Linked DNA regions of Homo sapiens: all the other regions are linked to region 1. The links are chromatin contacts, found by Hi-C or POLR2A ChIA-PET in ENCODE. All regions are on one chromosome and are shown on one strand. The core of a region is the stretch at or near the end of the contact, and the rest is flanking DNA. Distances in the headings are between cores, read along the strand shown.

What was found. Hi-C counts contacts between places; a loop is a spot of excess contacts on that map. ChIA-PET counts read pairs that join two places held with the same protein, here RNA polymerase II (POLR2A). Pooled maps may share reads with other maps.
Region 2: a map with no recorded cell type shows a loop between it and region 1 (14-fold over the local background). The contact joins two enhancer-like sites. A Hi-C loop is called at or near these places in 8 of 37 single-sample maps with no recorded cell type and 6 of 50 pooled maps.
Region 3: a loop to region 1 is called in a map with no recorded cell type, with 15 times the contacts of the local background. The contact joins the promoter of TXLNB here to the enhancer-like site in region 1. A Hi-C loop is called at or near these places in 4 of 37 single-sample maps with no recorded cell type and 5 of 50 pooled maps. POLR2A ChIA-PET finds 5 or more read pairs at or near these places in 1 of 52 experiments (WTC11).

The regions. Positions count from the first base shown.
Region 1 is chr6:138,453,467-138,458,042 of GRCh38, forward strand. The region is part of intron 3 of NHSL1 (NHS like 1); the gene reads right to left. Among named protein-coding and RNA genes, the nearest start is that of MIR3145, 20 kb to the left of the region's middle. Within about 2 kb of position 2,370, at least 11 of the 41 ENCODE cell types and tissues checked have a DNase peak (open chromatin) inside an H3K27ac peak, as active enhancers do.
Region 2 is chr6:139,158,682-139,163,347 of GRCh38, forward strand. All of the region lies in intron 1 of HECA (hdc homolog, cell cycle regulator), which reads left to right. It also overlaps a transcript of TXLNB not described here. Among named protein-coding and RNA genes, the nearest start is that of HECA, 26 kb to the left of the region's middle. Within about 2 kb of position 3,395, at least 8 of the 41 ENCODE cell types and tissues checked have a DNase peak (open chromatin) inside an H3K27ac peak, as active enhancers do.
Region 3 is chr6:139,289,963-139,294,498 of GRCh38, forward strand. TXLNB (taxilin beta) reads right to left here and starts at 2,036. Exons shown (of 10, transcript NM_153235.4): 1 at 1,959-2,036. The region is part of intron 4 of LOC102723690 (a long non-coding RNA gene); the gene reads left to right. RefSeq lists enhancers at 751-810, 1,011-1,260 and a silencer at 870-1,164.

The DNA.
Region 1 (4,576 bases), core at 1,120-3,619:
GCCTCAGTTTCCCAAGTAGCTGGGAGTATGGATGTGCATCAGCGTCCCTGGCTAATTTATTTATTTTTCATTTATTTTTATTGTATTATTATTTTTTTGAGACAGGGTCTCACTCTGTTACCCAGGCTAGAGTGCAGTGGCAGAATCACAACTCACTGCAGACTCAAACTCCTGGGTTCAAGCGATCCTCCCACCTCAGCCTCCCGAGTAACTAGGATGACCGGCACAAGCCACCATGCCCAGCTAATTTTTGAAAACTTTCTGTAGAGACAGGGTCCTGCACATTGCCCAGGCTGGTCTTGAACTCCTAGGCTCAAGCCATCCTCCTGCCTCAGCTGCCAAAGTGCTGGAATTACAGGCTTGAGCCACTGCACCAGGCCCTAAGAGCTCTAAACTTTCTTATCACACAGTGAATTAAAATATTTTGGATCTTAACTATCCCATATTAAGCGATCCTTTCCTCAAATGAAAGAAAATACTTAATTAGAACATATATGTTTAAACTGATACAGTAAGTTGTTTGTAATCATATTTTAGAATAACAAATTATGTATTAAAATCATATAACATAATGAATATTCAAGAACTCACTACTCAACCCATGACCTAAAATATTACTAAAAACCTGCATCTCCCTCCATGCCCCATCCCATCTCCCTACTTCCCCAGAGGTGACCACTAGCCTGAATTTTGTGTTCCTAATTACTCCTTGTTATATGTGTGCGTGTGTGTGTGTGCGTGCGTGCATAAACTTGCTTTGACTTTTACAAAAATAGTATTATTCTCTTTGTGTTTTTCTTACTATTATCTTTCTAAGACACATCCATGTAGTTGTGTGAAACTGTAATTCATTCATTTCACTGGGGTATACATTCCACTCCAGTACTAATTTATTCACATTTTTTATTGATGGACAATTGGGTTGTAAAAGATGCTCTTTGTATTATCTCAACAATGCAAAACTCCCCATAAGAGAATGAGAATGGTTAGGAGGAAAGGACTGTGGCAAAGGCTCTACTCCCCATACAGTCATTACTGGGGGAAAAACATGAGCTCTAGAGTCGTAAGTCTAGGTTTAAATCCTGGTTTTGCTTTTAGGGGTGATAGATGTGTTCACTCTCTTGATTATGGTAATGGTCTCCTGTGTGTATACATATGTCAAAATTTATTAAGTTGTATACTTTAAATATGTATAGATTATTTTATGTAAGTTATACTTCAATAAAAGGCGTTTTAATAAAGAAAGATCTTGTTTCAGTATTTAAAAACTATGTGATCTTAGGCAAGTGATCTAATCTCTCCAAGATACAGTTTTCTCATCCATGATATGGGCATAATCAAAGCTACTTTGCATGGTTGCAATAAATACTGAATATATTCACATACAGCACTGAGCACAGTCCCTGGCGCCTGAGCCTTTCCATGTGCCAAGTGCTTGGCATCATACTGGAAACACAGAGATCAACAAGATAGGGATGCTGTCCATTAATCTAGAAGAGAAGGCAGGTATAAACAGACCCTGATTATAGAGTAGTGGGATGGAAACAGCAAGAGAAACTGGAATGGGTCATTGGAGACATTCTCACTGGTTTGCAGGCAAAAAGGCGTGGGAATGACAGACCCCAATTTTCTCATTTTTGTCTGCAATGGCATGGAATAAGAAGGTGCCATAACTGCAGAGCAGTGAGCATTGACTCATTTGTGTTTCTACAGTTTCCTGAAATTACTCACAGAGACCCAGTAACACATGATTGGACATGGAGTAATCACTTCTCGACTGTAAGCTGCCCTAGGCCAAGAATGGGATCCATATACTGAGACCAAGTAGCACTTAAAAACTTTTTTGGGGGAAAAAAAAATTGAGTGAAGCATACCAGACAAGTCAAAGAGGAATAAGAGATGACAAAATTGGGCATAATGAGGAGGAATTGAGGTAACTGAGTAATCTTGCCCTTTTGCTTAACCAGCATGGTGCGATGAAAAGAAATGAGCTGCAAGGAGCCCCGCCTTCACATGCTCCCTGCAAGGAGCCCCGCCTTCACATGCTCCCTGCAAGGAGCCCCGCCTTCACATGCTCCCTGCAAGGAGCCCCGCCTTCGCATGCTTCCTGGTGCTTTCGAGCTATGTGATCTTGAGAAAGCCATTTCATATTTCTGAGTCTCCATTTCCAGATTAAAATAATAGTAATAGCTATTAAAATAATCTGTTTCATGGGGCTGTTTGTGGAAAATAAGATCTAATTTGTGAAAAAGTTCTATATCCTAACGTGTACCCCGATGAACAAGCTAGCAATAGCATAAACACTGGTAGTGCCACACCTAGATAACCTGTAAAGCCATGACAATCAGAAATTCGTCAGTAGCTGCTGAAACCTCTCAAATTTATTGCCTTGGGCAGGAAATTCTATGTGGGTGGAACAAAAGACGAGATGATTGGGAGAGTGGCCAAATTTTTATAAAAACAGACATTGTCTATTGAATCATTTTCTTTGAAGCGTGGTTTGAAATACCAATCAGCTTAACAATACTTATCATCATCATCTGAGCATCTAGTCTGTGCCAGGCACTGTGCTAAGGGTTTCACAAACATTAATTTACTTCAACCTCACACCAACTCTCCAAGGTAGGTTAGGGTAACTATGTAATTTTATCGAAACCAGAACACCTCTGAGAGTGAAAGGGGGTGCAATTAATAATTACACAGAATAACAGCTGTAAACCAGGGCTGTTCTAAGCAAACCGGAACATGTGGTTTTTATCTCTTTACAGTTGAGGAACCTGAACCTCACAGACGAAAGCAACTTATCCAAGGCCACTGAGCTCTGACAGGTGGAAAAGCTGCCCCAAACCTACGCTCTCAAGCATCATGTTAAATAAGCCTCCTGTGTTTACAGGTATGGCAGCAAGGTTACTGCCTTTTCTTCAAAGTCTTCCTTTGATTTAAATATTTCTTATCAACAAAGCCTAAAACAGAAGCTGACATGCCAGTTCAAAGAATAACAGGAAACAGGGAAATTTCGATTTCTGTCACGACTATTAAAGCCAACTGTTTACTGCCAAAAATCTAGATCTAATACATCTCTTTAGGGGTGAATTTTACACAAGAGATTGCATAACTCATGATTGATATCCTTTCTGCTAAGACAATGGGGATTCTGTGAAGGTTTCCCAGATTCAGTGAACGTATCATCAAATATAACTTCCGATAATGGCAGGTGGAAAAATTCCCTATCGACTCACAGTAAGTATTTTCGCACTGATAACTGACCTGCCTTCAAATGCAAGAACCTCTTTGGCAGTACTTGGCATATGCTGAAAACTGAAAAGAGAAAAAAGTCAAAAACAGTACACAAAGCAATGGTGTACTCTTTGATTTCAGAGTTGAATGAAAAGGTATTTTCTGGAATTTCTTTCTTTCTTTTTTTTTTTTTGGAGATGGAGTCTCACTTACTCTGCCGCCCAGGCTGGAGTGGAGTGGTGCGATCTCAGCTCACTGCAACCTCCACCTCCCAGATTCAAGCAATTCTCCTGCCTCAGCCTGAGTAGCTGGGACTACAGGTGCATGCCACCACGCCTGGCTAATTTTTATATTTTCAGTAGAGACAGGGTTTCACCATGTTGGCCAGGCTAGTCTGGAACTCCTGACTTCAAGGGATCCGCCTGCCTCAGCCTCCCAAAGTGCTGGGATTACAGGCACACACTACCATGCCTGGCTTATTTTCTGGAATTTCTAAATTGCTTTGCCAACAGTATTTTTTTCAATGCATCATGTTTATGTTTAGATGATATGCATAACATATACAATTGGAAATATTTTCAACAATTTTCTTCTTGCTACACTATATTCCCACTTTGAACATCAAAGATATGTGTGGATCTCGTTAGCAAAACATCTTTCTTCATAACATAACACATAGAGTCCTACTTGGTGTTTCACATTAGGATAATGAAGATAATTATTCTAGAACAATTAGCCAGAGTAAATAACCAGAATCGACGTCCTCTAGGTTCTCTTTTCTAATTTATATGTCCTTAACCTTTGCCATATTAGCAACTCATCTTAAGCACATAATGGATTTTTAATATTTGTTGAATGCAAATTAGATGATTTTTGTAAGAAATACCTCTTTTAAAGTCAATAATTTGTTAACTCATGCATCCCTTCTTCCATATAGTCACTGCTCTTTGTAACACACCCCTCCCCTCAACACCTACTAGGAAATACAAAATAAAAGGTTTTCCAGATCGAATTTCCCTTCCAAATTGACTCCTACACACTCTATATTTAAAATGATCCCCTTTGGGAGGCCGAGGTGGGCGGATCACGAGGTCAGGAGCCCAAGACCAGCCTGGTCAACATAGTGAAACCCCGTCTCTACTAAAAATACAAAAATTAGCTGGGCATGGTGGCACGTGCCTGTGGTCCCAGCTACTCGGGAGGCTGAGGCAGGAGAATCTCTTGAACCCAGGAGGTGGAGGTTGTGGTGAGTCAAGATTGTGCCACTGTACTCCAGACTAGGTAACAGAGTGAAACTCCAACTGAAAAAAAAAAAAAAAAAAATCCCAACTGTTAGGGT
Region 2 (4,666 bases), core at 2,145-4,644, 710 kb after region 1:
AAAAAAGAAAAATTGGTGTTTAGGTGCCAAGCACTGTTCTAACTACTTTAATAACTTCTTCATTCCTCATGGCAACCCTTTTGGGGTAGGTATTAGTATTATTATTTCTGGGCCAGGCACAGTGGCCCATGCCTATAATCCCAGCACTTTGGGAGGCCAAGGTAGGCAGATCACTTGAGGTCAGGAGTTCAAGACCAGCCTGACCAACATGGAGAAACCCTATCTCTACTAAAAATACAGAATTAGCCAGGCATGGTGGCGCATGCCTGTAATCTCAGCTACTTAGGAAGCTGAGGCAGGAGAATCGCTTGAACCTGGGAGGCGGAGGTTGCGGTGAGCCGAGATAGCACCATGGCACTCCAGCCTGGGCAACAAGAGCGAAACTCCCTCTCAAAAAAAAATTTTTGAAAAAAAAAATTATTATTTCTGCCATTTTACAGGATTTTACAGGTAAGGAAACAGAGGCACAGGGAAGTTAGGTGATTTGCCAAAGGTCTTTAATAAGTTGCAGAGCTGAGTCACATCCAGGCAGGCTGGCTCTGTGTCATCTCCCACAGTCTGGAGTCGGGAAGCTGGAGATGGAGGACACTGGTCAGAAATTCATACCCTAAGAGGACCATGCTCTCTGCAAACAAGGGGATTTGTTCCCACATAAGAGGAATAATCAGCGATCTAATAAAACAGTTTTGAAACCTTACATTTGTAATAACCAGTTCACTTTTACACAGCTAGTATCCCATGGAACCGGGACTTACACATAAATGTCTTTTTTTCCTCCTTTAAAAAAAAAATGGTACCTGGGTGCCACAAGGAGGGTAGCAGGAATGATGTTAGTTTGAGGAAGTGAGGGTGAGGGCCAGGCTCTGTCCCGACAGAGAAGGCCTGGACTGAATCTAGGAGACCTGGCTGGAGCTCTGCAGCTGCCTCCCCAGCAGCTGGGCTGGTTCTCCCCATGGGTTCACCCTCTCTCTATTACTGTGGTCACAACCAGAGGACTGAGTCTGGTTGGGTCATTCTTTCCTTCATCAGAAGATTTATTAAACACTTATTTATGCAGTAGTGGGTTTACAAGGATGAATGTGACTAAGTCATCCCTATTTTAGATTTTGCCTGGAAAGCCTCATATGACTTAAGAAGACCCTCCTTACCTTCATTCCACCCAACTCCCCACCTGCTTATGGTGCAGCTGTTTTAAGGGGGATAAAAATATTTAACTCATAGTTTAAAAGCTGAAAATAGCAATGTCCGGTTTATGGGGCTCCTCAGTGAATGAGGTTGTCAGGAGATTTGGGCTCATTGGGCATTCAGTGTGATCCTCCTCTTTCAATAGGTAAGGAGCACAGAGTTCTCAAGTGAGGGCAGGATGCAGGGTAAGAAAGCTGGGGAGACAGGATAGGCTTGGCCCAGGTGACTGCAGCCTAGCTACCCTGTTATCCAGACTTGAAACTGAGATTTTTGCCCAGAATCACATGAACCCTGTTTATTTTAACTTGAGCAGAAGAAATAGAAGCTGGGTACTGACTACTTGATGATGAACCTAAAATACAGGCCTTGGAAGGTTTATATACTTTTTTAAACAATGCCAACTCTGTGTAAAGGAGCATTTTTCTGTTTTGCTTGTTAGATTATCACAGTTTAGATTAATGCGCCAAGGGAAGTTGGTGGCACAAGTGTATGATACCCTTCTCCCATCTCTCCTGTTGAAGATTTAATTGTGTCAGATCAATCTATATTCCATTTATGCCTTTGTGGGACTGCTGTTCTGTTTTTAGTTTGGAGACAAGGTTTCACTCATTGCCGAGGCTCACTGCAGCCTCAATTTCCTCGACTCACTTGATCCTTCCACCTCAGCCTCCTGAGTAGCTGGGACTATAGGCACATGCCACTGAGCCCAACTAATTTTTTAAAATTTTCATGGAGACGGAGTCTCACTATGTTGTCCAGGCTGTTCTCTAACTCCTGGCCGCAAGTGATTCTCTGGCCTCAGCCTCCCAAGTGCTGGAATTACAGGCGTGAGCCACTGTGCCTGGCCATACTTACTTATTTTCTAAACACCTGTATGGCATGTTCAAAACATTGGAAAAAGTAGAAAACATTGGAGCAGTTTGCATTTATCTGGGGAGTGAAATACAGCGGTATAAAATTATGGTAGCATATAAGCAAACATTTTTATGAAACTTTACTATTTATAAAGTGTTTTCATGTACATGAGCTGAATAGGGCAAGCATTTTATCCCCACTTTACAGATGAGGAAACAAAACTGCTCAATGTCAAACAACTAATCAGGAGCAGACCTGGCATCAGACACCTCTCTTCTGTTATTCCCTGCTGCTTTTCCAGTTTGGACAATGTGTGTGTGTGGTGTGTGTGTGTCGGGGACAGGGGTGGTGCTAATGAGGGAGGAAAGTATGTTTGAACCGAGCCTTGAAGGAAATAATGTCCGAGTTTAGAGGCCAACACACTTCAGCAAAAGCATTGTCAGACATCCTCTGACTATTCCCGAGGTCCACCCTGTTACCCCATTTTGCCTGTCTCCCTGGGAGCCTCACCCTGCTGGTGTGTCATAGGGTGAAGTGTCTGTTGTGTGTATTACTGGGTGTATTTAACATGCTCTTGGCTTTGTATTTGTTTTTGAAGCCTACCCACAAGGCCACATCAAAGTGGCTGACTATAAACAAGCAGGGCTGGCAAGTTGGAGTGGGGGCTCTTCATACAAGGAAGAGGTTTTCTGGTTAGGAAACAGTGGAGCATGGCTGTGAACATGACAAACACTGTTAAAGGGACAGGGATGGGGCACAGCTGTGGTACCTTGTCTGTGTTCCATGTGTGCACTTCTGTTAGACCATTAGAGCTCTTAGCTCAAGACCTGGCATGTAGGAAGTGCTCAGTATTGGTTAAATGAAATATTTGCTGCTTTTTGAAAAGACACAGAATTTTTCCTCTCTTAATCCACCTTTCTTTAGTGTGAAAATACTTTTCAAAGAAATATCAAGTCAGTCTCAACATTTACAGTTGGAATATTGTGAATGCAAATGTTAGTTAGATCTTCCTTTGACCTAATTTGATTTTATTGGTCTTGGGTTAGTAAAATTTGGTTATTGTGGTTACATTTCAGGGACGTTTACTTCAAGGCTCTTCATCTGAAGGATCAAGATAAAAACAACTACACTTAATAATTGACCAATTAACATTTTAAAGGCCTCTAAAGGTCACAGCCCAGGTGACTGGTGAATTTACTCAGTTTCAAACCACTCTTCTACTTCTTTTTGTTGTGCTTCAGTACATCCAGGTCTGACTGTCTAGGATTACAGCTCTCTTTTTCACTTCTGCTCCTCTTGTCATGTGTGGGTTTGGTGAGCCAGTATCTTTAATGCGACTTTTTTCAGCACTGGAGTTTTACAAAGCCTGGGCCCAGTGGTGCCGGAAACACTAAGATGAGTAAGAGGCTTCCTCTCCTGAGTCGTCAGCTGGTGGGGATTATGAAGAGTCCCCATGATGAGGGACTCAAGTAAGATTGGGGCCAGACCATCAGGGAGGGGAGGAGAAGGGTTGGAGTCAGGATAGGGGGGCAATCCTGGTAAAATTGGTATGTAGAGAGGTGGGCCTTGAAGCAGTAGGAGTGGGGAGGAAGTTTACTAGATGCCAGGTGCTTTCTCAGCATTTCATGTGTATAGTTTTTTTCATTTCATTCTTCTGAACCATTTAAGGTACATTCTGTTGTTTTCTGCATTTTATACAGAGGAAACTGACACAAAGAGAAGTTAAGTAAGTTGTCCAAGAGCATGCAGCTCATAAATGGTCCTGCCTGGATTCCAACTCAGGCAGTCTGGTTGCAGAGTCTGAACTGTGAATTGCTGTCAGTGGCTGAATGGGATTTGGACAAATGAAGATTAAGGGGAAACCACGGTGATCAAATATTAATACATAGAGGTAGACAAATTGGTTTAGGGCCATTTTGCCAAGGCCCTGGAATCCCACACCTGAAGGGGATAATTGTAACATATGACAGAACTAATATTTGTATAGGCTTTATGGGTCCACATTGCCACCACCCTCTGCTGATTGATTTGGTGGAATGTTGTGTCTGTGGTTCAGTGTGCAGGGATAAGGTTGGGAAGGTTGTTGAGTAGAGGAGTCACATGGTTTGTTCCCTCTCATATGTCTTTAAGCTGTCGTGAGGTTTTGGCCTGTATTCCCTGAGCTCATGAACATGGTGTTAAGGCTCAGCCTCTGCTGTCTTCTGTACCCTGCCCATGCTCTTTCCCTGCCCTACAGTTACCCTCTGGAAAGAGTTTCCTGGAGTCTCCCTGTTTCTGCCTTTTCACCTCACTGTCTACCTCTGACCTGCCCTCCATCATTCCCGCTGGAGCTGTTCTCCGTGAGGAGACAGTGCCTGGCTCACTGCTCATTTTGGCTGGGACTTTTCAGGTTTATTGCATCCAGTGAATTCTTAACTCGGGGTGATTTTACCCCCTAGGGGATACCTGGCAGTGCCTGGAGACATTGAGTGGGGCTGGCCTCTACGGGATGGACAGTGAGGTTGCTGCTAGCTGCTAGACATCTTACAGGATGGCTCCCACAACAGAGATCCAGCCCAAATGTCTGTAGTGCAGAGGTGGAGAAGCACCGATGTTACCTGGTGCTCTGGGACATTTTGCAGTTCTC
Region 3 (4,536 bases), core at 786-3,285, 840 kb after region 1:
ACATTTCTCACTTTTCTGGCATTTTCTTTTTCAGATAAGCAACACGAATGCTTTTTTTGAGGCTTAAACTGGCATCATTTTTAGATTAAGACAGGGAATGAGGGAAGGTATAAATAAATAGACAAAGTAGTATGGAAACACGGGCCAGGTGCTGTGGCTCATGTCTGTAATCCCAGCACTTTAGGAAGCCGAGGCGGGTGGATCCTTGAGGCCAGGAGACCAGCCTGGCCAACATGGTGAAACCCTGTCTCTACTAAAAATACAAAAATTAGCCAGGTGTGGTGGCGGGCACCGGTAGTCCCAGCTACTTGGGAGGCTGAGGTATGAGAATTGCTTGAACTTGGGAGGCGGAGGCTGTAGTGAGCCAAGATCGTGCCACTGCACTCCAGCCTGGGTGACAGAGCAAGACTTCGTCTCAAAAACTAAACAAAACAAAAGCATGATGATACTTATAACAACAATTCCTTAAATTTCTATAATACTCTTTTATTCCAATATATAAACCAATTTTTTAAAAGAGAAAAACAGATTACAACTTTCTCTTCTAAGTCAGGAAGCTCTAGAAAAACTTAATGATTTTTAAGAAGTAGCAATGTTTCATAAACAAGGAGGAGACCAACTCGAGAAATAATTCAGCAATAATAAGGGCCCTTAGGAAAGGGTGAGAGATGGTACTGAGTCAGAGATTCCAGGGTTTCTGACTATTACCACTTCTAGAGTTGCAATAGATTTGGTTTAGGCCTTTAAGTTATGGTGCATTTTATTTGTAAATAATATTTAACAGTGATGCTGCTAAATAGCAGCATAAAAATGTGGCAAGATCCTCATAATTCACAGGTTTTGCTGTTGTGGTAACATGAAAGTGAAAACAAAAGCATACTGTTCTACAACTGCACAGCTTCCTTTTCCTGTTCTCAGGGCAGTAGATGTCAATTGAATGCTCAGACACCAACAAGAACAGAAAATTCAACACACAGATGTTGCCACTGACTTGTGATGCTCACCAAACACTCATAACTTAGAGGAAGTACTTTTTTTCTTTCACTGGTTTGAATTCACCAACTTGATTATCAAATAATGCAGCAGTTTCATTATTTTCATCACTGGGATTTCTTTTCCTGACCTCACTTGTTGATTGCACTCATCTATATATAACTTAGGCCTCCCCTGAACACGGAGAAAGACACACGGCACCTGCTGTCCAGCCAGAAGTTATTTTAAGCTATTCTAAAATGAGTCATGCCGTTTAGCACTTCATCCTTGAAAATCAAGAGAATCGTTTTTCAGTCAAATTGAAAACAGTAAACATTTAGTGGCTTAAATCCATACATGGGTTTTAAAGTCGGGGAGACTATCTTAGGATGAAATAAAATCTCAAGTAAAATGAACTTCAAAATAATTAATTTAAGATAAGCTGTCCATAGGAGTTTTACTTCGGTTAGTCTAAATGCAAGTGGCTGTTTGTATTTGATTTATTCTTCATGAGATGCCACAATCATTGATTTTTTAAATTCTTAATTCCATGGCTATTCTTTAAACTCCTGTTCCACATTTACTTTAAAACAGAACAGTCATTATAAAGCCCAGGACAATTCAATTCCCAAAAGTAGCCTCAAGACAAGTTAACAAGAGGGAAAAAAACAAAGTCAGAGAACTTTGTTACTTTTCAATCATCCATTTTATATTATGTGGCAAAGAAATTATTTCTAACTTTTATCTTATATAAACTTTATTGCCTTATTTTCCCCTCCCCAGGGAGAGAACTTTTCACTTGTGTTGGCTATTCCAGATGACTATCACAGACACATCCCTCCCTAAGCAACACATTTTATTTATAAATACAACAATGAAAAGTTCTCCAACAGTTCACTGGCAATCTCAAAGTTGCAAGTTTCGAACACCACAAACCGCACCCTATACCTTCTCACAGGGCTTGGGGGAGTGTTTGTCATACTTACCAGAAGGCAAGAAGCTAAGCAAGAAGAGAGAGGAGAGGAAGGAGGCAGGAAAAAGCAAGTCAGAGCTGCAGCAACAGCAGGAGAGGGCGGGCTGGCTGTGTTCTTACAAGGGAGAGAGAAACCCAATACACACACACACACATACACACGTGCACGCACGCGCGCGCACACACACACACACACACACACGCCACAGGCACTGATGGAGGCAGCAGTCTGGAGGAGGTGGGGGTAGGGAAAGGAACATCATATGACACAGCAAGGGGAAAATACACCCAAGCTTCCCTAGCTGTTGCCAGGGGAAATACCTTAGCAGAGAGAAGCAGCTGGAAGATCTCATTAGACTCTCCATGTTTTGTTTGTCCTTTCGGAAATTTAAACTCTGAGTATATTACCCCCGTTGCAAATGCAGTCTTTCACCATTGTTGTCCTTTTTGGGTAGAGATCAGTTTTTCTTACTTCTTGGGTTATCTCCAGTGTGGTGGAAGATTCATCTTCTTTTTCTTCTTCTTCTTGCACTAGCTTAATTAGTGTCAGGTTTCTTACAGGAATCATGGAAAAAGAAAAACAATGGCATAAGAACAGGGAGGTGGTGGAACCATTTTAATTCTGATGTCATTGTTTGGTTTGTTTGCAAAGTTTGAAATAAACATGTAGATGGTGATTTTGGAGCTGAACTGAGTATAATCTTCATGCACGTGGTAATTGGTGTGACCTTGGAGCACAGTCTTTCCCAGGTAACTCTTCCCATCTCAAACAAACCCTCAGGGAAGCAGTCTGCTTTTTCTTCCTTAGTTGGTGGCTTTCCCACATTTTGTAAATCCTCAACATGCTCCTTGATCCTCCTCAGAAAAAGAAATTCCTTCTGATTCACCATAAAATGCCTGTCTATTAATTTACATCCATTTGCCTTTTATTTTTCTTTCTGGAGCTTGTGTTCCCATACTTCCAAAGCAGATTCCTCCATCGGTTTCTGCTCTGGGGACAGGCTAGGCATAGTGGCATCCCTTGTGGGAGGCAGAATAATGCCACCCAAAAGATCTCCACGTCCTACTCCCTGGAACCTGTGAATATGTTTCTTTACATGACAAAAGAGACTTTGCAGATGTGAGGAAGGATCCTGAGGTAGGGAGGTTATCTTGAACTACTGGGTGGGTTCAATGTAATCATAAGGGTATTTATTTATTTATTTATTGAGACAGAGTCTCGCTCTGTCACTCAGGCTGGAGTGCAGTGGTGCAATCTCAGCTCACTGCAACCTCCCGGGTTCAAGCGATTCTCCTCCCTCAGCCTCCCAAGTAGCTGGGATTACAGGCGCCTGCCACCACATCCAGCTAATTTTTGTATTTTTAGTAGAGACGGGGTTTCGCTGTGTTGGCTAGGCTGGTCTCGAACTCCTGACCTCATGATCCGCCCACCTCGGCCTCCCAAAGTGCTGGGATTATAAGCGTGAGCCATTGCACTCAGCCTCATAAGGGTCTTTATAAATGAGGGAGGAAGGCAGTAGGATTGGAGGCAGAAAAGGAGATTTGATGACCTCAGCATAGGTCAGGAAGCTTCTAGAAGCTGGGAAAGGCAAGGAAACAGATTATACTCTAGAGCCTCCAGAGGGATGCAATCCTGCGACATTGATCTTAGATCAAAGAAATTCGTTTTGGATTTCCGACCTCCAGAAATATAAAATAGCAAACTTATGTTATTTTTAAGCTGCTAAATTTGTGATAAGATGTTATGGCAACAAAAGGAAATGAAAACATCCCACCCCCAGTTTTGTCCTACTTATTCTCTGAGTTTAGGGGAGGCATAAGTTATATATAGATGAGTGCACCCAACAAGCAGAAGTCAGGATAAAGAAATTCCAGTGTTGAAGACAATGAAGCTGTTCACTATATTATTTGATAATTAAGTTAGTGAATTAAAATTGATGAAAGAGAAAAGCACTTTCTTCTAAATTAATGAATACTTGGTGAGTGCCACAAATTGGGTGGCATTCCATCCTGGATTGTAGCAAACTGACCCGATCACATCTCTTAGTAAATATAAACAAGTCAGTGCTTTTCAAATTTAAATAATGTATAGACTCACTTAACAGAATAATTTAAATAATGTGGAAATTATTTGAAGGATTATATTATTATTTGAACCTACATGTACTAAAATGAAAATAGGATAAATTCCTTATGCTTACAGTAGTTACATAAATTTTAAAATGTATACATTTTAAAGCCTACAAAATCAATAAATGCGACTCAAATTAATAACACTACTTTTATGTGACAGATATTGTTTTGCTGAACTTAAATTGCTGCTTGCAACATGAATACTCTATTGACTGCTGGGTTTTTTGAGTTTCTGGTACTCTTCTACAATGTGGTTTGGGAATTTCCTCAACACTTGATTCATTCAAATTATTACATAGTTTTTATTCATATGGCCTGCTATGATTTCATGGGGCTCTCATTTGATACGGCTGCATCATTTACTGCTTGCTATGGTCTGAATGTTTGTGTCCCCCCAAAATTCATGTGTTGAAATCATAAACCCCCAGGTGATGGTATGAGGAGGTGGGGCCTTTGGG